Regions from separate parts of the Homo sapiens genome. Here all the other regions are linked to region 1. The links are chromatin loops, found by intact Hi-C in ENCODE. Cell type or tissue: PC-9. All regions are shown on one strand. Region 1 overlaps LOC124901589 (a long non-coding RNA gene). Region 2 has its middle 82 kb from the start of VWDE. Region 3 overlaps VWDE (von Willebrand factor D and EGF domains). Region 4 overlaps LOC105375156 (a long non-coding RNA gene). Region 5 overlaps THSD7A (thrombospondin type 1 domain containing 7A). Region 6 overlaps SCIN (scinderin).

Region 1 (4,000 bases):
CTCAGAGTTTTCTTCAGTTCTTTTCTTTGGACCAGACATTAGAATTAATGTATTTTGTCTCTGTATTGGTGAGTAGGTTTAATGAGGTGAAGAATTCTCTTGGTCTGACTTGTAGGCCTCTGCCTAACTTCAACATTAAATCCCTCCCTAATAAATTAGTCTCTGCTTCAGGGATTAACAAAAACTGAATATGAGCTGATTGATCTTGGTATTTGACTTTTGTGTATTTTAAAATTTTTGTTTTAAATCCTTCACCTTTCACTCCAGAGAGCAAAAGTCCTTCCAAAGAGTAGGCAATATTAGATGGGGGGAAACCAACAGAGGAACAAGTCATCCCTGAATCGAACAAAAAGTGATAAATTCATGTTTAGGTCCCACTTCTAAATTTATTAAGGGCTCCTGGTGGGACTCAACATAAAAGAGACAGAGCCCCTGACTCCCTTATTCTTCCTCAAAAGTAATGAACGGAAGGACTTTTTTCTCTTTTTTGAATTCAGGACATTTCCTCTTGAAGTGGCCTGTACTTTCATATTTGTAGCACCTATCTTGTCCTTTGTACCTCTCAGTTCTGGGATTTTTTTACTTTGTTTTGCCATACTCTTCAGAGGGCCTTGGTCCTCCAGATGGAGGCTTAGGTCTTTTAAAGAAGGGTTTGGACCCTTTATAGTTTCTGTGTCTCTGGAAGCTCTGTTTAGAAGGACATGGATTTGGAGTCTTCTGTTGGAAGGTGGATAATGTAAGTTTTGTCTTTTGTTTCTGATTTTTTTCGTCTCTCCTCACACATAACTTTTGAGTTTCCATGCGAAGTTCACTCGGGGGACGGTCTGGTCTTTCCAATTTTCTATTTTTTTGTACTTTTTTTGAAATGTCTGGCCAACTTTTTGTGAAAAATTGGAGTTTTAACATTTCTCATCCAAAGGGATCTTCTAAATTGAGGCCTGTATATTGTCTCATTTGTTCCTTCAGTCTGTCTAGGAATTTCATAGGCCCTTTATCCTTTTTCTGTTGCATATTAAATGTTTTAGAAAGATTTTGGGTTTGGGGTACTGATTCCCGAGTTCATTTGATTATCACCTCCCTTAGGCCCTGTGTATTTTCCTGGTGAGTTGTGTTGTTATTGTCCCAGCGGGGGTCTTGGGCAGGGAATTTCTGGTCCATGGTAGGAACGTTTTGACTGGGTGAATGCTCACGTTCTCAAACTACTATAGCAGCCCTATGAATCATACTCCTTTCTTCTCCTGAAAAGAGGATGTCCAAAATGGACATTAACTCAACCCAAGTGTATAACTGAGGTCCTAAAAATTGATCAATTTGATCTGCCACTCCGTAAGGGTCATCTAGTAATGGCTTAAGCTCCTTTTTTAAACTCTGGAATTCTGAACTGGTTAAGGGAGTATCCATGAAGTCAATGGTTCCTCCTCCTTGTGGCACCTATCTTAAGGGAAGGAGATCAGGGGCTGACTCTTTAGTTGTAGAGGGAAAAGGGAAGTTTCGGATATCCTTTTTATATTGTTCTATTTCACATTGGAGTCCCTTTAGGGAGGGGTCCTTAGGCTGTTAGGGGACAGACTCTTGGGATGATAATTTCCAAGAGTCAGGATTGTAAGGAGGGGGAATAACGTGAGTAGGTGAAGAATCTGGAGCAGGATCTTGGGCAGCAGCAGCTGTCTGAGGAGAGGGCTTGGGGTCACTGAGCAGGGGAAGATGGTCTAGGGGATCCCATATGCTGGAGTCTTTGCGCATGGGAACTAACTTATGTAATTTTTCCTTTTGTGATGTTACATTGGGTTCTTCCCTAGTTGTCTTTAAGGGGAAAAGGACAGGTCTCTGCCTCCAACAAAGAGCATAGTCTAGTTCCTCTTGAGAAACGAGGCTTTTATCATTTACATATTGAATGAAAAGCTGACACATTACATCTTCATTCGACCCAAACTTTGGTCAGAAGATTTGAGGGTTTGAAGATGGGTCTCTGAGTCCAAATAAAACAGCAATATTTTATCATTTGTTGCTTTTTCTTATGTTTAGTCCTCTCATTATTTTTCCAGTATTTTAACATGAGACCTAGGGGACTATGAGGGGGAATCATCTTTGTTGGTATTTTTATCCTTTTTACTCCCTGTCTTGCTTAGGGTATTTCCCATGTTGGGTCCTAGTTAGGCTTAATCCCTCATACTAGAGATTTCTTGCCTATCTTTTAGCCCCACCTGCTGGAGGATCCTTGCACCCTTCTTTTGCTTCATCCACTCTGGCCGCTTCCCTTTTGGGTGTCTAGGCCCCTCTTGGTATTGGCATGCCAGTTTGAACCCCATGGCAGGATCTGTCCTAAGCCGTATGAGGTGACCATGGAACCGCAGATAGGACCCACTCACTCCACACAGCGGTAGTGCGTAGTACCATTCACACAAGCAGCACTGCAAGCAGTAGTGTTTGTGATCATTTAAACACACTTTTAACCTCCAGAATATCTTGACCAGCAAGGAAATACTTCGTCACCCCTGCGACATTGCTTAACTTGGTCTGTGTACAGAGTTACCTGATTGCTGCGGTATGTGAGAATCCTTTCCCCAAGCTATCATCCTGTTTCCTTCTGGGTTGTTGAGAGCCCGAGTTTATTTGTCGCACTGGGTGGTTCCCCATCTCTCACCCTGAGGCCACCACAATGAGGCAATGGGACGCGTCTCCCCACGAGAAGTGAATGGAGACCCATTCCCTGGAGGAGAATGGGAATCCCGGGCAGGCGCCCAAAATTGTTGGAAGTAAATGCTCGGTGCCACAAAGTGAAAATAGCATTCAGACAAAAGTTTTCTCAACAAAACAATTTACTTCTATAGAAGGGTGAGTCTCATGGATAGAGCAATGGAGAGAGCACACCAGACAAGGGAGGGGAAGAGAGTCTTATCCTTAATGCAGTTAGTCCCTACTGCTGTGTCTTTCCTCTATTGACTAGGGTTAGACCGCACAGTCTAAGGTAATTCGGGTTGGCTATTTTAAAGAGAGCAGTGGTACAAGCTGAAATGGCAGGGTGAGTAGTTTTGGTGGGAGGGATGGTTACAAAACAGGTGACTAAGTATGACTAAGGACAGAGCAGGTGACTAAGGACAGAACAGGTGACTATAAGGATGACTAAAGACAGAGCAGATGACTAAGGACAGAGCAGGTGACTAAGGACAGAGAGGGTGATAGAGGTTAGGAGGGGGTTGTTTACTGAAACTAGGGACAAAGAGACGTAAAGAACAAGGAAGTTAAACTTTAAGATGAGGAACAAAGAACAGGGAAGCTGAACATAGTGACATATTGGTTCTTTAAAGAGAAATCTACTGTATCCTACAAGGCCTTAGTGCAGACCAAGTTGCATTACTTCTGTGGTATGGCAAACAGTCCTAAAATAAGCAGATATAAAACAAACAAAATCATACAGCATGTTTTCTATTAGGAATACAAAGGGAAAGCAAACGTAACATGTCTAGTCCTTAGTAAAACCTGGGTGACAAAAGAGAAGAGTGAAAAAGGGCAGCACATCATTGTGGTATATGTTTCTTATATATGTTTCTTAACGTCCTTTCGTTCTTTACGTCTCTTGTCCCTAGTTTCAATAAACAGCCCCCTCCTAATCTCTATCACCTGCTCTGTCCTTAGTCACCTCCTCTGTCTTTACTCATCCTTATAGTCACCTGTTCCATGCTTAGTCACCTGTTCTGTCCTTAGTCATCCTTAGTCACCTGTTTTGTAACCATCCTTCCCACCGAAACTACTCACCTCACCATTCCAGGTCATACCCCTGCTCTCTTTAAAGCAGCCAATTGGAATTACCTTAGACTGTGTGGTCTAACCCTAGTCAATAGGGGAAAGACACAGCAGTAGGGACTAGCTGCATTAAGGATAAGACGCTCTTCCCATCCCTTGTCTGGTGTGCTCTCTCCATTGCTCTATCCATGAGACTCACCCTTCTATAGAAGTAAATTGTCTTGTTGAGAAAACTTTTGTCTGAATGCTATTTTTA
Region 2 (4,000 bases), 250 kb before region 1:
TCCGCTTTTCAATCCACATTATGGGTTAATAAAAATATGCCTGTTAAAATGAGGTATTTAATTTATTTGTTGGACAAAAATATTTTGAAAAAAACTCACTTCAAGAAGAATTTGAGAATTACCAGTTTGTTTTGTTCTAGCTGTGGATATACATTTGTATGTGGAGAGGTGTCTGCGAAGAGCACCATGTAGAAATAGAACTGGAGGCAGGACAGCTGCAGGACACATTGCTGTGAGGCTTCAGAGTCAGGTGCACCTGGATTTTAATTCGATCCCAGATCCTGGCTCTAACTCACCACAGTTGTGTGTACTCGCACAGAGAACTTTACCTCCTTCTATACGTGAATTCCCTCATTTGTAAAATGGGGATAAAAAATATTTACATCATAAGAGTACTGTGTAATTTTAAATTTAAAATGAGATTATTATTGATATGCTGTGGCTCTGTGTGTGTCCCTATCCAAATTTCATCTCAAATTGTAATCCCCACTTGTCGAGGGAGGGACTTGGTAGAAGGTGGTTGGATCATGAAGGTGGTTTCCCCATGATGTTCTCGTCATAGTGAGTGAGTTCTCACGAGATCGAATGGTTTAAAAGTGTGGCACTTCCCCCACCCCGTCCTCTCCTGCTGCTGTGTGAAGAACGTGCTTGCTTCTCCTCCGCCTTTCGTCATGATTTTAAGTTTCCCGAGTCCTCTCAGCCATATGGAACTGTGAGTCAGTTAAACCTCTTTCTTTATAAATTAGCCAGTCTCACGTAGTTCTTCAGAGTGGTGTGAAAATGGGCTAATATAATTGCAAATAATTTTTCACAATGGTTGTTATCTAAATCCCCAACACATGCATTTTGTTATTTTTTGTTGTTGCTAAAGATGAATCAGTCATACCAGCTGAAGAAATGACAGGAAGACTTCTCTGTTTGGATTTTAGAGTTTTCCAATGATTACTATATGTTGGTAATTTTGTTCACTGATTAACTTTAAAAAGCACTAATTAAGATGTGAGATTAAAAACAAAATATGCAAACATGAACTTTAAATAAGCTCTGGCATACAAGTAGTGAGAACCAGACTAAGAAGGCTAAAGGTAGCTGGCATATAATGACTCAAATTGAGAGCTGAATGCGTGCCAAGCTGTGTTCTAAGTAGTTAACCAGGGTTAAGTTGATTCCCCTCCGTATTCACCTGTGTAGTTCTTTGGACTCTAGCCATCAGCCTCCAAAAAAGACCCTTTTGAACTTAGTGGGCCCTCGGCACTTTTGTCTTCACAGACCCCTCTCTCCATTTAAAAATATCAAAAAGTATATTTTATAACTGGGTTGATATAAAGATGAATACGTTAATATCATATATTAAAATAGTTTATTTGACCTAAAAGTTTTTTAATACTGATTTTAAAAGACATGAAACATTTTTGTGGGCCTTTAAAAATACTGTGGGCCATAGCCGATGTACCTCCCCCGCTGATCAAAATGGGGCCCTTCCTGGCAAGAGTATTGTAGTCTTAAGCATACCAGTTCAGAGACTACAGTACTCTTATCAACGGCCACTGCAGATGCTTTGAGAAAATAAAAGAAACGGAGGACAAAGCAGGTGGCATTCCAATTTATTTTTTTATTGTAAGGACAGACTTATACATCATTGTTGAAAGAATTTTAACCTGTTTTAAACTTCTGTAAAATTGTTTCTACTGCCAGATGAAATTAGCTTATTTTGCCTGCAGATGGTGCTAGATCCTCAGTTCCCAGGTAACACATTTTGATAAGAGAAAATATTAAATATTTAAGGCAAACATGACATTTTTCAAAAATAAAATTCTTCATAATTAATATGACATCAGTTTTTCCTGTGAGCCTAGAGTCTTAGTTATACCTGATAATCTCCAATAATTATAGCCACTTGTCTGAGAGCAGTTAAAAATTCTCATTGTGCTTGTAAAAGATACTACTTTCCTTCGAAGATTTGGTGACTTAACTGAATCCGTCTGAGATTAAAATTTCTCTGAGTAATATTAGGTTGGGCAGAAAACATTTTTTACTTCCTGTATACATTGAACTTGGAAAAAAACTGTGAAGATAGCCAGTACTTTCAAATATTTCAAGATTATGCCTTTTCCCCTGTCACTGAGAAATAGTAAGTCAATATGTAGCACACCCTGACAGAAAATAAAGTCTTTGTAAGGGATAATGTTTTCTTAAATATGCTTCTTCAGACAAAAACCATAAGTTTGTCTGAAGTAAGTGGATTTCTCCCAACTATATATCTGGACATGACTGTATCTAGAGAGTCTTTGATTAGAGACACTATGAGCTTAAGAACAATAATGAAACTTACTGGACATACACATTATAGTGAGAATTATCCCAATTTATTTTCTAATTTCATAGATGATATACAGGTGATGATAGATTAGACAAATAGGTATAGATACAATGTATATAAAGTAGATTCTATTATCAAACTTTAATCTTCCTCACCAAGGAATTGGTTATAATCCTCGATAATATGGTCAAGCGATATTGTTAGGGTCTAGTTTGGTTTCGTCTAAGATCTCAAGATAATCATCTGTACTTCCTTCAGTGTTTTGTTTTAATGCTGCCCAAGCTAAGAGGTTCCTTTCTTTGTTGAGGGCTCTGATTACTAAATGAAAGGAAATTCTTACGGCTTGTGTATGTGTCTTTAGGCACCAAGACCTGTCAATTATTTTTTGTGGACAACTTTGATGCTTCCTCCTACATTAGTTAATGGAGATGGTGACTGTGTGATACTTCATCTCCCTGATCTGTCTGCCTATTACATCAGCATTCTCTGATGATGCATTCTCACTGCTGGCTGATATTTTCTGAGGACTGTAGGAGGGGAGGATATTAGTTTTCAACCCTCTTCTTGTGAAAATAATCAATTATTCCTTGGGTTTTGACCTGAGATCTATCTCCCCATATCAAAGAGTCAAGCCATTTCCAGTGTAATGCCATAAAATACCCCGGCTGCAGCATTACAGATGAAGTAAATTAAACATTACAGACAAATATATTCTGACCACTCATTTCTAATAGTGATTGGCCTACATAGAAGACTTGAAGGATACTGGCTGGTTCAATCCAGGAAAATATTGCAAGGCAGCAACAGAGTTTGGTTTAACATGTGGGTACTTACATAAATCACAGGCAAATATTTTGAAAAATATACTTTTATTTTATTTTCATTTCTATAAAAGAAAAAATAACTAGAGGAAATGGAATTTTGTGCTACCAGAACAAAACCTAAATTGCTCACTTTGAGGGTTGTCTCTGGGCTGTCTGCCTGGCTCTGTGTGTGGAGCAAGGGTGAGATTTTTCTAGATCCATAGGGCTGAACCAAGAGGAGCAATGAACTAGAGAGGACAGAAGGTAGTTTCCAGTTAATGATCAAGTCCTGATGCATAATATGTTCAAAAAAACTTCCAGTCTTAGATTTGCACTAGAAAGGAAGAGGGTGACAAGGAATTTGTTGTTTTTTCTTCTCAAATGAGAGAACAGAGATCTCAGACAGAGTAATACCTGTCAGCACTGCTTGAGTGACTTATCTTCCAGCCACCGTTAAACCGAACAAGGAAATTTATATATCTCATTGTTTTGAGCACTATTGTTGTCTTCCAAGTGGGTAAATATTGAGTGTCCACCAAAATGCCAAAATTCATTTCTAACCTTTGTGGGTAGGCAGATTACAGGCTCTGCCAGTACCTGTTAGTAAGCAGCAGTGAGACAACTTGCTAGAAAAAGAATGTTAGATTTCCCCACCATCAGGGAATACTAAAATGATGAGCATGGTTAAAAATAAATGAGTAACCAGTTTTTAGCTTCTAATAGAACACTCATGCTGAAAATACACATGTAAGATTTTAACTAATTAGGCCTCAAGCTCTTTTTAAAAGCCACATTGCAATTAATTAAAATGACTGCTACTTATTTTTTAAAAAAACAAGGTAAATTTTTTATTATACCTACCAAACTGTCAGAGAAA
Region 3 (4,000 bases), 320 kb before region 1:
CAATTGACGAATGTACATGTAATTATTGTTTTAATTTTAGTGTCTTTAGTAAGATTGATTTTTATAAGTTAAATTAGTAATGGTTAAAGTCTTTTTGAGGCTTTTGATACATATAGTTGTTCATTTAAAACATAGTGATAATTTTTAATTCCAATAGCAGTACATAAACATACCTTTTGCAATACTGAATATTCTCATGTATTTATTAGGCATTTGTGTTTCTTTTGTGAATTACCTATTTGTACATTTTGCCCATTTGTAGTCTTAGAGTTTTTAAATGGATAATATTACATGGTTAAAATAAAATAACAAATATAGTATAATTATACATAAATATAACACAATATAGTACTATTTACATATAATTTTATTATTTAACTTTTATATTTTAAAAATTATAATTCAATCACATATATCAATATTTCCTTTATGTTTTTCCTTTGCTTTGAAGCATAGAAATAATAACAAGAATTATAACCTGGCTAACGATTTTTTAGCCATTACTATGTAGAAGTTGCATTATATACATTACTTTATCTATACCTCACTATGGCACTTTGAGGTGGGTACCACTTCCACCTAATATAAAAGAGAAGGATGTTGAGTGCCTTGTCCAAGATCATGCATTTAGTAAGGGCCCTGGTTCTTCCCAAGTCATACATAGTTTCTTCTTATTTTTCCTGGGTTATTTTTCTATTTAATTCTATTTTTTATCTGAAAAGGATTTTGATAAATGACTTCAAGTGAGGTTTAAACTTTCTTTCTTTCTTTTTTTTTTTTTTGAGATGGAGTCTCGCTCTGTCGCCCAGGCTGGAGTGCAGTGGTGCGATCTCAGCTCACTGCAGCCTCCACCTCCCTGGTTCAAGCAATTCCTCTGCCTCAGCCTCCTGAGTAGCTGGGATTACAGGCGCACGCCACCACACCCGGCTAATTCTTTTGTGTTTTTGGTAGAGACAGGGTTTCACCATGTTAGCCAGGATAGTCTCGATCTCCTGACCTCAGGCAATCCGCCCACCTCAGCCTCCCAAAGTGCTGGGATTGCAGGCATGCGCCACCGCACCCCACCAAACTGTATTATTTCTAACTTACTAAACAATTTTTCCATCACCAGATTTTGAACAATACCTTCCTTCTCCCCGATTTTATTGCCTCCTGAACTATGCATTAACTTCTTGTGCATACTATTTCAAGCAATTTTGCAAGAGTTTTCCAAGATCAGTTTATCTTTGTGTTATGTGTTAACATAACTTCAGATTGACTTGTCTTATTTTAGAATGTATCAGCTATTTTAGTAAGGTATCTGAGATCTAATTTCCCTTGTTTACAATACAAATGTAATGAATGGAATAAATGTATTAATATTTACATTGAATGTGTAATTGAATGAGTATATTAATTATGAGATGTGTACCCTTAAATTTAGTATTCCTTAAAACTACTTTTCCTTGTATAGAACAGGTACAAGCCATAATTTTTTTAATGATTAATGATATTTTAAGGCTTGATTAGAATAAAATGCAAAGTTGATATATCTACAATGGATGAAAATAAACTGAATTTTCAACTTTTGTTTTCTCTCCTGCAAAAGATGAACCATTGTGGAACTCAGGCCCCCATCTGGCTGTCTCTGAGAGATTCAGAAACACTGCCATCTCCTGGGGAGATCAAGCAATTGACAGCTTGTGCAACATGGCAGTTTTTGTTCAGCACTACAAAAGACTGCTGTCTCTTTCAAATCCCAGTGTCTGTAAGAAACTGTGGGAACTTTTCTGTATACTTACTACAACCAACTCAGGGATGTATGGGCTACTGTGCGGAAGGTAAGAAAACACCAGTAATTCACATGACTGTTATTCATGGAACTCTGCCATTCGTACCATTCTCTGGATAGGTTGTATTGAGTTAGTGCAAATCTCAGTAAGATACTCAGTCTACCATTATTGCTAGATTGAAGCTAAATTTCTGTTTACATTGGTCAAATTTCTTTAGGGTTCTTTGCCAAGATTGTAAAGTCCCCCCACACGTGAAAGCATCAAAACAGACATCTCACATTTTTCCACTGGACATAATGATTGAGTGTGTTAAAAATTCTTTGGTTTCCTCAAGTCCATTCCTGTTTTAATTAAAGGATGAAGAAGGGTGAGTAAAAGTTATCATAAAAATATACATTTTATATTATTTCATCTTTCATTCACCAATATTTATTGAATGTTTATCCTGTGCCAGAAATTATTTAAGGCCTCAGAGTTACGGTGATGAGCAAGATAAATGAGATCTCTGCCTTCATGAAACTTACATTCTAGTGGAATGCTTCAGACAATATCTAAAAATAAACTGAATATGATTCAAAGATTAAAGTAAATATCCCTAAGTTCTTACTTTATAAATGTATGAGTAGATAATTAAATAGAGGCAAGGAAACGAAGCGTCTTTAAAGAATTACAAATTATTGTTGCTACTACTTCACCTAAAAGATTTTGAATAACTTCCCTCATTTTGGTTGTTGGCTGCATTTGAGTTGTTTCCAAATAATTGGGTATGATAAGGAAAAAAAAAATCTACTAATTTTACAGTGGAGAAACCTGGCAGACATTATATTAATCAAGTGATTGCAGTTAACTTTACTAGTGATAACGCATGTTGACATCACATGTCTCCTGATAACATGTAATAATAAGAGCACTTCTCTTTTGTAGTACTCTTCCCCCAAAAGCATAATCCTAGTCTAATAATGAGAAAGTTTATATAAACTCAAATTAAAGAACACACTAACAAAATACCTGAATAGTACTGTTCAAAAATGTCAAAATTATGAAAAACCAGGAAAGAATAAAAAACAGTCACAGATTAGAAAATAATGAATAATGCAATGGGATATCCTGATTGGGAAAATTGAAAAATTCAGATTCGTAAAATCTGAGTACAGTCTTCAGTTTATTTATTTGAGAGTGCACTCCTAAGGTAAATCTCCTAGTTTTGACAAATATATCATGGCTTTGTAATATGTTAACATTTGTGGAAGATTGATAAGTGCAAATTCTCTATTATTTTTGCGACCTTTTTGTGAATCTCAAACCCCAATTTAGTTACCTGGGTTCAACCATATATAGGACACTGAAAGTTCCGGGAGACACTCTTTTAGACAGTGTTATCAAAGCAGATGAACACTTGATTGAGCAACAATGATGATTATATGGGTAACACTCATGAACATTTTATTACTGAGGTTGTTAGACTCCCCAAGCTAGCCGACCCCAAATCACACAATTATAGCAAACAAGTAAAATCACTTAGTTGGTTATTATAGTAGTTAAAAGGAAACATAGTTTTAGGTTTTAATAAACCAATATATTTATATATATATGTGTGTGTGTGTGTATACACATAAATATACATAAATATGTATATATACACATATATATAAAATACCCAATCTCAAAAATTATTTTGCTCGTCATAGCTTTGGAATTTAAACCAGTATTATTAGAAAAATTGATTCCTTTAAATTTCTAGCATTCTCAGAAATCTCTCTTAATGTCAGCAAAAATAATAATTACAATAAGTTTTCTCCTATGGTTAATTTTTTGCTGAGTCTGTAATGCAATCTTTTTTCATAAAAACAATGACACACACTCCAATTTCACATTCTGTTTTTAACTACTGTTTTATTTCCAAATGACATCTAAAGTTGATGTAATATATCATTATTGGCCATAATCTCAAAGCAAATAATGCATTATTGTCTACTTTACATGATTATAGAAACTAAGACAATGTTCTCAACATATAATTTTATTTCAGTGTTTTGAAATACATACTACATTTATGGAAAATTGAATTGTTTAGATTTACTTTATCATTAACTGCAAGGCAGTAGTTCTATCTTTAAAAAAGAAATAAGGCTAAATTATTGTTTATTATTATAATAAGATCAAAATAATAAACTTATAAAATTTATTAATTCAAATAGGTATTTATTGGCAGTATTCCACAAGTATAA
Region 4 (4,000 bases), 420 kb before region 1:
TACCTTGGTCAGCCAAATGAAGTCTTAGTATTTTTTTTATTTCTAAAATGTAACTATACTCCAGTGCAAGTATTGTTACTTAAATGTATTACCATCGCAGTAGTTTTAAGCATATAAGTCGTGAAAAAAAGACATATCCCACCCATCCAACATCAAAATTAGTGCCTCACTTGTCCTGGGGGTCAGACACTGGCAGAAAATTACCAGAGAGAGGGTGAGTCAGCATACAAAACCCAAGTAAGTCCATTGAATCTAAATCAAGGAAAGAAATAGTTCACATTGTTCTTCTTCTTCATAGTTTCTTTTTGAGGCAGAGAATTCTTCTAAATGATTGTTGGAACTTAGAATTACTCAAGATTATTATAACCGAGTGGCCAGAGGGATATGCTGCCATTATGTCCTTCAGCATAAAGAACTGGTGACTTCTGTAAGGTAAACTAAATGTCATATTTGTCATGAAGGCAGCAAAATAAGAAATAAAGAAGCAAAAGAATGTTATCACTGTTTTTAATGCATTTATATGGGCTTCTGTGTTGGCATTTCTAAAGCCATGAGATCCATGTTGCATCCGATGAGTGTGCTTGTAAAGAGAGATGAGTAACATAGAAGTGCACATCACAAATATGGCTAGAGGAAATATTAATGCCAAGTTGACAAGAAGCACTTCACTAATTTTCTTTATCTTTGTTTTACTCTTTTTTAGTGTGGTGTTTCTGAGGGCATCCTCTTCCACATTTTTAGCGTAATCTACCTCGACACACAGATGCAATGCTCACAGAGGCCAGAACGCTTCCCAGAAGCAGCCAAGGTATTAACTTTGGGATCCTGAATTTCAACCAAAGAAAACAGGACTGAGTGAAGCCTGAAATCTTGAGGCAGTAAAATACAGAAAGGCAAGTGGCAAACCATAGGCTGATAGAGCTAAAAAACATCCAAAGGAACATCATTGCTGCACCATAAATTATTTTGACGTAAAGGAGTGGAAAGAACACAGAGAAAAAACTTTGTACCATTAACACCATCTGCAGACCAAATCTAGACATCCCTATGCACATTAAGAGGATTTGAATTGGCATTAGCTTTCTATGTTTGATCAATTCATTACAGTTAACAATGATAAGAAATCCATTTACTGTGATCCCTGTGAAGAATTCTGCTGACATCATGATAATATGAAGAATAGCTGAAAAAGACAAGGCCATGTTTTCTAAGTAAGACAAGTCTTAGCTTTTCCTTGTAGATGGTCCTGAATACTTCCTCCAGATGATCTTGCAAATGGGAACATACAGCACCGAGAAGTCTCAACTTCTGCCAGCTTCTGTATCATGGGTAGAGCCTTACACTAGCTTTTCCTCTAAGGAAGAAAATCAGAGACTACTTTTTGAATCTGGTGCTCTTCAGATGAAACTGGAGCAATGCAAATCTGAAGATATGAATGATGGCTAGGTCTTCCAATTACATCCTGAGAAAAATTGCTCCCTTGGCACCATTCCATTCTCACTCTTGCTCAATTTTGAAAAAAAAAAATCTGATTGCAAGTATGTTTTGCTTTGGTTATTGATGTTTTGTTTTTGTCTTTTATTTTTTCCTAATGCTAAATGCTGCATCCTGAAGACAGATACTTATTTCCTATTACTGCCACAAATATCCAGTCTCAAAGATAGCTCTTTCCCCGGCACACTGTTTGACTTATAATAATTTCAAGACACTTTAATAAAATTTCCCCTCCCCATATCCTATCCCTACTAAAGGCAATTTCCTTTCCAGACTTGAAAATCAGTTCCTGGAATATAACTTTTTAATAAAAATCTTCCTTCCCCTGAAATATATCCTGTTTTCATGGCCTTCTTGATACAATGTTGACCTTATGAATAGCAAACCAGAGTTATAAAAGTAGTGCATAATTAATTCACATGATGACATCGTCCTGGGCTCTTGTTTACAAGCATCATTTCAAAAAGTAGATGATGTAAAAGCTATTAACTACCAGCAGAGGGCATAATTATCATGTTAAAGTGAGCATCATCCCTCTATTATGATTACAAGCAGGTAATAATACAACCTTGCTGAACTTCAGTTACATCAGAAGTAAAATGTAAATAGACCACTACTTTGTAGAATAAGATATGGTGCTCAAAGTGCTAAGTTCCTGGTTGGGTGATACTAACCACTCAAAAAATGTTAGCTATTAATATTATTAAATATCTGTCCTCATATTGTGCTTACCACAGCAAGAAAATAACCATTCTATATAGAAATATTTTCAAAAAAAGGCTAAATATAAGATTGTGATAGTATGGAAAATTTCAAAAATGAAAGAACTGGACTTACTACCCACTGTTTACACCAATCATGGCTTTTAGAGATCCCCTCAGGGTCTTCCATGAAATGTACATCCACTAGCTATTGAAAGCAAATGTCGATGCCACCTGTCACTTTCTCCTGCCAGCTTCATTACTTCCCCACCCATCTTCTACACATCACTGCTGTCCAAAATGCAGCAATATTGGTCCTATCCATATCTCTTCTAAAATTCTAGTTTTATGTCCTACATAGCAATTTTGCCTGTGGTTTTTTGTCTTGGCTTTTCTTCTTAATAAACCCTGACTTTGCCCAGCAAATAGTATTTGTCTTGCCCTCTAGCCTCCTGAAGGCATTCCCGCTTCTAGATACAGGTGAAGAAACTTCGGCTCCAATCCAAGCCCTAGACCAGTATCATGACTATGAGGTGAATGAAAAATAAGTGCGATCTGCATAGTTTATAACTTAATGTCCTAAGTTACCTCTCTGAGATTAGTTATATATATTAAGTGTTTACATTTAAAAGGATCTACTGAGTTTTCAAATACTGTAGACCTATACGGAATTCTGCTTCTTAGTTAAAATAAAAGTTCAATCAATCTCAGTTTTCCGTTTTTCAAAAATTCTGTTTCCGTTAATGTTTTATTATGAATGTGTTTCATTAAATAAACTTGCTGAGTTAAAGACACTTGAGCAAATGAGGGGAAACAATGCATATAAATAACCATCCAGATGATATATACATGCCAAATTATTAATAATGATGTAATGTGACTAAAAATCTTGAAATGTATACTGACTATTGGGGTAATCTTTTTCATGACAGATGTCCCTTGCTTTTTGTCTATACTGTTACAAGCCATTATGAAAATGATATTTTAATATGCCCCAATACTTCTTATTCTAGTGCAACAATAAGAATTCTTTTATATTGCAAATATCTTCACCATAATAGCCAGCATTTGGGTATTCCTTTTCTATGGTCTTTTCTTTCAAATTTCCAGGGCAAACTAGGGCAATAAAAGGTAGTCAAATATACGGAAACTCTTCTTAGCCAAAGCAAAAAACCAAAAAAAAAAAAACCAATCAAACCCCCTCCACACATATTGATTTAATTAAGATTAATTTCTCTGAAAATAATACTTTACAAGAAACATTTCATTGTTAAAATTGCACTTTCTTACAACAGCTACCTCAGAATGCATATATGGTATGAATATAACTTTTAAGCAATTCTTTTTGAATTTCACTTCTTAGATAAATACATAATTTATAAGCTATAATTTATCCTCATTGAATGTCCAAGGGCTTTATATTTTTTTTTTGCTGAGCTGTTTCAAACCACTCTGCCTTTGTCACATTCATAAAGGTGCAGCTGGCCATATGGGCTGTTGGCTAAATGATTCTGCAATGAGATTTGAATTTATCTAGAACTTGTTTCATTCTGAAATCCTGGATTCAGGCTCTCATTTGGCTCCCTATATACATCATTTAATTGAAGAAAAAGCTTGACTTTTCCAATAACTATTCTAAAAGTATAATTGACAGTAAGCTACAATTTAGTTAGTTTGTATTTGCATTTGTGATTTTCCTGTCATATGTGGACTGTTTTGCATTTGCCATGATTGAATCTCATTTTGGAAGCAGAGTTTTAATGAAGAGCTCTTTCTCAGATATAGGAAATTTAATGGTGAGTTGT
Region 5 (4,000 bases), 640 kb after region 1:
AGAAGGAGAAACGCAAGATGCTAAGTTAAATGGTTCCTTTTGGGTATTGAGTGAAAGGGACTGGGATTTCTTAAGAAAGAACGTTGCATGGACTCAGAACCCTGAACTTGTGTGACATTAACAGATAGGGTTTTATAGAAAACTGTTATAATTTTTTAATGTATCATTCTGTCAGCATGAGAATGATATGGCAGCAGACAGGTTATTGTCAATTAAACACGAGCTGTCAGTCAGAAATGTTGAAATATGGTGAGCATGAATCCTAAGCAGATCACATGGCAGCTGCTCAACTGTTATTTTAACAGAGTCACTGTATGTATGTGACATTTCCCTGCAGAATTTAATTCAAGTCCCTTACAACAGAGACACCTCTGCATTTGCATGCTGCTGTCAAGTCAGTCTTGGACCTTCTAAATGACCTAGAATAGTGGGTGGTAATGGGAGAGTGACAGGTGGAGGAGATGATTCTTGTCTCATTTTCCTCTACTCAGGTTACATTGAGGAGGCCTGCATCATCCCCTGCCCCTCAGACTGCAAGCTCAGTGAGTGGTCCAACTGGTCGCGCTGCAGCAAGTCCTGTGGGAGTGGTGTGAAGGTTCGTTCTAAATGGCTGCGTGAAAAACCATATAATGGAGGAAGGCCTTGCCCCAAACTGGACCATGTCAACCAGGTATTTTCTATCATTGACAGTGTTAAGATATTGTTGAGATTCACAATGATCTGATTTTTTCTCCAAAATGGAGAAGAGGAAATAATAGCTATTGAATAAAAAATTGACCCATTTTTACCATTAGAATGCCTGAATAAATACATACATGTTATTAAAATTTCAAATTAGACATATCTGTATTCTCTGGAGATTCCATACCTTGCAAGTATATATGAATATGTATGTAATTCAATGGGGAGAAAAATGACACCTATCTTTGAAATAATGTCAAGGTATTTAATCTGTCATAAGATTGTATCTAACATGTAGGCTGAGATTATCTCATTCTTATAGTTTCCCCAAACTGTCAGAAAAGACATCTCAATTACCAAATGCTTAAATTAAAATCAAAGAAATAATATGGGTTTTGGTCTAAAATTAGGAAAAATATATACTGTTTATTTAAATGTGTTTGATATAAAACAAACTGAGAAAAAGAAATACAAAGATGGCCTCAAAATCACTGTAAGTATGCTATCAATTTAGTCATTGACCATTTTCAATTTTATTTGGAACTCTGACTTTTGATGCATTCTTTCTTACCTGCTGTTAATAGTTGTCGTTCTGTTCTATTAGAGATAAAAAGAAAAAGCCTAATGGAGGAATTGTGACTGATTTAAATGGAATGTAACATAATCAGACAATTATTACCATGTTTGGCCTATAAGTGAATTAGCAAAGAATAATTTCATTTATTATGTGTGGGTGTTAAGTTGTGTATTTGAATTTAAATCACAATCAAATGAATCAAGTCCTTAAATATGTAGAATTGTTTCATACATACATAGACTCATTTTAATCTCTAAACACACTGCTTACCTGTATACATACTTTCCTTCCCAGATTAACATAACTTTGTTCATAATAAAAGTACATTGTAGAGAAAACAGAAAGAACCTTGGAATTAAGTAAATTAAGATGAAGATCGTGAAGAATTAAATTCTATAAAAAGTACTCTAAAGAGTCTTGATTGTTCCCCAAGTGAAGTTGCTGATTTTATCTTTATGTGCAATGGAGGGTAAATAACACACTCCCTTGCTGCCATCTACTGGTAGTTTAGCTTCCATGTCACAGAGCATTTTGCATTTCTAAGATGCTAAGGAAATTTCCAAAGAAAATTCAGTTCAGCAACTATAATTATATAACTGCAAAACAGAAAAACTGAACTAAAATGTTTATAATACAAAAGAATATTTCTCTACAAATTTTGAAACCTTGAATTTTCAGTAGCAAATTTAAATAAATTATATATGACTCCCAATCCTAATAAAGAGAAATTCTACACATACTCATACCTATTTCACTTTAGCGTGTATGTGTACACCCAGTCAGATATGCAATTAAAATCTGTGTTTTCCTCAGATTTTCCTTAAGTGAATTTCCAAAGGTTCAAAACCTCAGGCCAAGTTGTCTTTGCTATTCCTAGTGTTTGGCCTAAACCATTTGTCACTTTCCAACTCTAATATATTCTGATGCAGTTTGATAAGGGTATTGTGACTTGGTATCGGTTGACTGAAGGCTTACTGAGACATTAACAACTGAAAAATCAAAGCTAAAACAAATAATAAATTTTTGAACATTTGAGCCTAAATGTTCTGCATAAAAATAGAAACTTCTATGAATTTGTGTATTAAGAAATTTAGGGAAAATAAAAATGTAAAGTTTTGTGTTAATGTTGAAAATTGTAAATCACATAGGTGTTTACTACAATTATATGTTCCTCAGTAAAATAATCAGAAGCATTGGCTTGAAAACAGTCTCTGAGTTTCTATTTTTCTAGCTGAGGAAGGAAGTACTCAAATCCTCATTTTCTACAAAACAGATGAACTGATTAAGGTAAATCAACGGATAGATCAATCTATAAATATACTGATAGACAACAGTACATTGACAAGTTGGATCACAAGTTATTTGCATCATATATCAATTTCCCATGCTATGTATTGTGAGGTCAACTCCATTTTCTAAGATTTCTCCATCCTGCCCATCTAATTTTCTCATTGGCTCTGCTATTTACAATACCCATTTGTGTATCTTACTTTTTAACATTAATAAGTAGTTGTGTATTATCTCCTGAGACCTAAGAAAAATGTTCTAATATTTTACCAAAAAAGTAGGTTTTTACATGTAAGTAATAATACTTGAAACTTACCATGTGTTCTTCTCATAGCATACTGACATTTTCACCTACCTTATTTCTCTCCCTTTTCATCATTCCTGTTGAACACCACTCCAGGCACAGGTAAGAACTCTTAAACCTCATGCTTTTTGATAGAATCCTTCTTTTCTTAAATTTCCTGATTTCTGAGAATACATTTCTCTTCTTGCTTTGTCTTTTATGTTTTACAGGGAGAAAATGTCATATTTTCCATTAAAGAATTTTTTTCTATAACTGTTTTATTTTTCTTTTCTATCATAGTTACCTGTGTTCCTACATTTCATATCCCTCATTGTAATATCAAGGACTGAGGTGAACAAGAGTTGGGGAGAACAAGTTTCACTTCGCTAATCTCGACAGGCAGTGACACCCATTATTAATGGTCTTGTGCTTTTCAGAGGGAGAAGGAAAAAGTGCAAGTGGACTGAAAATGGGTGGGTTGGAGATTGTTCTGAACTGATGGGTATTCACTTCAGTACAGGAGTTTAAAATAAAAGCCATCAAAGGATTAAGAAGAAGAGCATTTCTCCTTCAGTTTTTCTTTTCACTGCAAGTTGTAGGGTAATGTTTTATCCTGTGCTATTTAGTTCTATTTTTAATACAGCAACTAAATGTGAATATAATCACTTATGGCAATAATTGCAGAATTTGACTCCAACAGTGCATTTTTTTTTTAATGTTTTTTTTTTTTATTATACTCTAAGTTTTAGGGTACATGTGCACATTGTGCAGGTTAGTTACATATGTATACATGTGCCATGCTGGTGCGCTGCACCCACTAACGTGTCATCTAGCATTTTTTTATTCCTCTTTGAGACAGGTCCACTTTATTCATTTTACTTAGGTTTTTAGTTCACTAAAATTGGCACAAAAGAATGGCTGCAAAGGGCTATTTAAATCTATCTTTTCTAGAATTCATTACATAAAAAGCTATAGTTTCTCTCTTCCCTTTCTCTCTCTCTTGCTCTCTGTCTCTGTCTCTCAGTGTGTGTGTGTGTGTGTGTGTGTGTGTGTGTGTAAAATAAGGGATAGAGTTGGACTATCACAGATTAGAAAAATACTTTCAAAGAATTTTATTTAATGCTTGAGTCAGCTTGGTTGCAATGGATTAAGTGCCATTTATTTCCTTTATT
Region 6 (4,000 bases), 560 kb before region 1:
TCTGCACAACTTGCTCTAAGGAATAATAACTCTTAAGTGCTCTTAGCTAAACCTACTGTGGTTTACTATCTTGAATTAAAGGCTGTGGAGGAAGTGAATGGGCAGCTCTATGGAAAGTCTGATGTGCAGTTTCTAAAAAATTCTAACCCCCACGCAGATAAAGAAGAGGGACACCAGATTGCAGCAGACAGGCAGGTGGAGAATCACTTCACATACAGACGTTACTTTGACCCAAACTTTTTCATGAGTTTCGTGGAGATGTCATGAGCTCCAATGTTTTCTATTTTTTTCTAGCCAGTTCAGTTTCACACATACTTGGGTATTCTTGGAATAATTCATTTGCTGTAGAAATTCTTCAGCTGTCTTCATTGCAGCCTTCCTCTCTTGGGGATTAGCATCTTTACCTAAAATACAAGGTAAATTAAAGAGAAAGAACTTCAGAGAAGGAAGACATTCTATGATTAAGAAATACTTGTGTACCATAATAAACATGATTATAATTGAAGTTAAATACAGCAGTGAAAGAATAGCAAAATTGGCCGGGTGCGGTGGCTCACGCCTGTAATCCTAGCACTTTGGGAAGCCAAGGCAGGTGGATCATGAGGTCAAGAGATCGAGACCATCCTGGCTAACACGGTGAAAGCCCATCTCCACAAAAAATACAAAAAAATTAGCTGGGCGTGGTGGCGGGCTGCACTCCAGCCTGGGCGACGGAAAAAAAAAAAAAAAAAAAAGAATAGCAAAAATTTCCTGGTATATTAAGTGTATTTAACAATACAGGAAAAAACGTTATTTGTAAAACAATTCTTTTTATATTGCCCAAATGCTTTTTTTTTAACTCCATAATCCCTGGTATATGATGTTGGTAGGAGGAAAATGGCTGCATTTTATGTGAGACATTTATAGATCATGTCTTAATTAAAAGGTGGGCTTTTTTTTAAAATCAAAAAATATATTTTATTTACCCTTATAGAGGAAATATCTATAAATCTGAAATACAGCATCGTCAATGGAATTTTTTACCTTTCCATACGAAAATTTGTTTGGCAGCCCCGTGGTCCAAAATAAAGCATTCTTCAGACAGCAGCATTGCCATTGAGAAGGGGTTTTCTTCTGCCACCACAGTCACTCTCATGGAGCCACTTGCATCTGAAACCTAATATAAAAACCATGACCTCCATGTTTTCATTTGGGGATGATAAGGATGTTCTATAATTAGATTATGGTAATGGTTGTACAACTCGGTAAATGTCATCAAATAAAAAGCATTGAATTGTACACTTTAAATGCAAGAATTTTATGGTGTATAAATTATATCTCAATAAAACTGTTTCAAAGAAAATGAAAAGAATCCACAAGACTAATTATACTCTAATTTTTTTGAAAGTCCTTTGGGGTAAAGGAACTACAAATAAAAAGTTAAGTTTTGACACTGTGCCTAAAACATCAGAAAAGAATAGTGATAATAATAATGGCTGAGGTCTATTCAGATGCTCTTATGTACTAAGCATCATGTAATTAACTTTCCATGATTATTTCTTGTACATTTTAGAGTAATCTTTTCAAGTAGGTAATAATCTTAAAATCATTACATACACACAAGATGAAGTTTAAACAATCACTCAGTCAACATTTACTGTCTACCATATACCAGTCGCTTTGTTAAGGAGGATATTGATATAGTTTATGCACAAAGATTTTTTCAACATAGGTCCTGCAATTTAAGTAAACTTTGTATAAATTATCAAAGTAAATTTCTTCTGTCACATTTAGAAATGACTACAGACTATTAAAACAAATTTTTAAGTGGTCTTACAAAATTGAAAGTGATATTCATGTGCAGGTTAGGATTTACTGGTTTTCAATGGCCAGCTTGTATGCTACAGTTTAGTTACCTATTATACAGATTCCAGAGCCCTCCCTAGATTAGTGGAGTTTTGCAGGACCAGGGTGGAGTCTGAATTCTGTAGTTTTGAAAATGCCCCAGGTGATTTTGCTTGCCAGCCTTGTTAAGAAACCCGAATTATTTTCAAAGGAACTTTATACTTTATATCCATGTAATACAGCATAGCTCCACTAGAGGAAGCTATGACTCAGGATGAATATTTTCCCATTTAAAAATACTTCTTTAGTTCATAATGCTGTCCAGGAGGGAGAACAGTTTTGGTTGATGATGTGAAATAAAAGATATCTGTTAGGCTGTTGAAAATGAGTTTTAGAAATAGTAATTTTTAAAAGCAGTCACAAAATATTTAGCTAACACTTTCTGTATGGCTCATATTAAAATTACCAGTATTTAGCAGAAATGGTAACCATATTTCCTTTTGCATCTAGAAGAAAAAAAATCCACTTATTCATTATGAAAAGGAAATTACGCTAAACAAGTTATTAATTTGGTCTTCATGTAAAATCACAGAGTTTCGGAGCCAAAAATCCCTTAAAGAGCAGCAAATATAGTTTCTTTCTGTTACAGATGAGAAAACTACTAAATTCTGCATGGAGATTTACGATCTGCTCCAAATCACACGCTTAGAAAGTTGCAAGGGGAGGGAACACTGGAAGAATACCACTGTAGCAACCTCCTTAACTGGAGTGTCTTGCAGTTTTTGTTACCCTCAACAGAAAAAACAAACAAACAAAGAATAAAAAAAACTATAGAGTTGGAAGGAACCTACTTTCTTTGTTGTGTGTGCATAAGAATACTTAGACCCAGAGTGGTTATGTCCTGTGCAAAGTCATGCTCCTAATCATGTGCTATAGAGCTGATATGGAAGTAGGTAGGTTAATGCCTGGAACAGAACTGTTTTTACCCTGTTTCCCTCCAGCTGTTTCATTTGGTAGCTCAGCCCTCCTGTAACAAAGAACTCCTTCATTATGGCTAAAGACAATGTTTTAAATAGGGTGAAGACTTTACATTCTTATCAAGAATTTATAAGAAAAAGCTGATAAAATATTTTTACTCCATAAAGGAAACATTGTATTGAGTATTATATATCAAAAGATCGTTGCAAACTAGTACAGCAACAATATATAATTTTATGAAGTCACAGCAATAAGTTCACATATTTGTTGTTTTTCATAAAAATAACAAAAAGTATTAAAACTTAATTAAAAAAACATACAAGAGCAAAGAACTGATTCTATCTACACATTGCTCTTGGAGAGCAATGAGGAGAGTTCTCAACTGCAGCAACGGGAATCCCGCCCAATACAGGCCTCCCTAGCTACATCCAGTACTGTTGAAACAATAAATTTGGTTACAGTGAACTCACCATGTATAGTTTAGCCATTTTCCTGTTACTTATGTCTGCTATAATGTCATCATCATCACCTCCATCTGGAAGCTCTGGCTTTTCCCCTAAGACCTGGAAAAAAGTGAGCAGTGGATGCAAAGATAAAGATCTCCCATTGAAGGATGCAGAGTTAGAAAAATACACTTATAAAGACATGGATTATAAAATATTTGCAATTAAAATGACCAGGCTCAAACACTTCTCATCAATGCATACAAGGTAGTCCTTTTCATATAGGCCAAATCAATCAATTGCATTAAGTAAACAAGCACTGAGGTTGCTTGTTTGCAACCTCAAACAATGAATTTCAAGAAAGGAAAATCCCTAATTTGAGAGCCTAGGTGTCCATATTACTGAAAGCTAGAAGGAATTAATTAAAATTTGAGCTCTATGTTCAGCTCTGCAGCAGAATTTCTTCTATGACCTCTGCTTCTAGAAATAATCTCTCAGTTTTATGAGTTTATTATAATAAAGATTTGAATCAAAATTACTATTTGGAGGTAAAATACTACTATAATTATTGACATATAGGATGAAGTGCAAGCTCTTGATCACCCAAATCATGCTTCGTTTTCTGCTGTATCCTTGGCACTTGGAACAGTTCTTGGGACATAGTATACGCAGAGTAAGTGTTTGTCAAAATAATGAATAAATGAATTTATCTATTCTGTGCATATGTGATGCAATCCAAAAGTCCAAAAAAGTGT

What was found. Peaks named below come from ENCODE experiments on the same cell type or tissue, not always from the same donor. Only the 100,000 strongest peaks of a DNase experiment are listed, where the experiment ranks them.
Region 2: a loop joins it to region 1, with 17 times the contacts of the local background. A loop is called at or near these places in 87 of 110 quality-filtered maps.
Region 3: a loop joins it to region 1, with 4 times the contacts of the local background. A loop is called at or near these places in 7 of 110 quality-filtered maps.
Region 4: it touches region 1 in a loop (12-fold over the local background); 38 of 110 quality-filtered maps call a loop at or near these places.
Region 5: a loop joins it to region 1, with 16 times the contacts of the local background. A loop is called at or near these places in 20 of 110 quality-filtered maps.
Region 6: it touches region 1 in a loop (4-fold over the local background); 4 of 110 quality-filtered maps call a loop at or near these places.

What each region holds. Positions count from the first base shown.
Region 1 is chr7:12,065,885-12,069,884 of GRCh38, reverse strand. All of the region lies in intron 1 of LOC124901589 (a long non-coding RNA gene), which reads left to right. Among named protein-coding and RNA genes, the nearest start is that of TMEM106B, 140 kb to the left of the region's middle. RefSeq lists an enhancer at 2,728-3,927. In PC-9, a CTCF peak has its summit at 2,248 (motif pointing left); DNase peaks (open chromatin) are centred at 3,134 and 3,704; H3K27ac peaks cover 2,267 bases.
Region 2 is chr7:12,320,206-12,324,205 of GRCh38, reverse strand. No RefSeq gene overlaps it. Among named protein-coding and RNA genes, the nearest start is that of VWDE, 82 kb to the left of the region's middle. In PC-9, a CTCF peak has its summit at 1,735 (motif pointing right); no DNase peak of the experiment used is centred here; H3K27ac peaks cover 1,170 bases.
Region 3 is chr7:12,386,947-12,390,946 of GRCh38, reverse strand. VWDE (von Willebrand factor D and EGF domains) reads left to right here. Exons shown (of 29, transcript NM_001135924.3): 3 at 1,589-1,820. Among named protein-coding and RNA genes, the nearest start is that of VWDE, 15 kb to the left of the region's middle. In PC-9, CTCF peaks have their summits at 1,458 and 1,660 (motif pointing left); a DNase peak (open chromatin) is centred at 1,676.
Region 4 is chr7:12,488,297-12,492,296 of GRCh38, reverse strand. LOC105375156 (a long non-coding RNA gene) reads left to right here. Exons shown (of 8, transcript XR_001745093.2): 5 at 299-432; 6 at 704-808. It also overlaps a transcript of C7orf78 not described here and the pseudogene TAS2R2. Among named protein-coding and RNA genes, the nearest start is that of C7orf78, 14 kb to the left of the region's middle. In PC-9, CTCF peaks have their summits at 1,819 and 2,022 (motif pointing right); a DNase peak (open chromatin) is centred at 1,966.
Region 5 is chr7:11,425,617-11,429,616 of GRCh38, reverse strand. It overlaps THSD7A (thrombospondin type 1 domain containing 7A), which reads left to right. Exons shown (of 28, transcript NM_015204.3): 14 at 492-670; 15 at 2,946-2,951. Among named protein-coding and RNA genes, the nearest start is that of THSD7A, 400 kb to the left of the region's middle. In PC-9, CTCF peaks have their summits at 1,545 and 1,752 (motif pointing left); a DNase peak (open chromatin) is centred at 1,736.
Region 6 is chr7:12,622,166-12,626,165 of GRCh38, reverse strand. SCIN (scinderin) reads right to left here. Exons shown (of 16, transcript NM_001112706.3): 5 at 3,273-3,365; 6 at 1,024-1,156; 7 at 316-404. Among named protein-coding and RNA genes, the nearest start is that of SCIN, 53 kb to the right of the region's middle. In PC-9, CTCF peaks have their summits at 1,875 and 2,078; no DNase peak of the experiment used is centred here.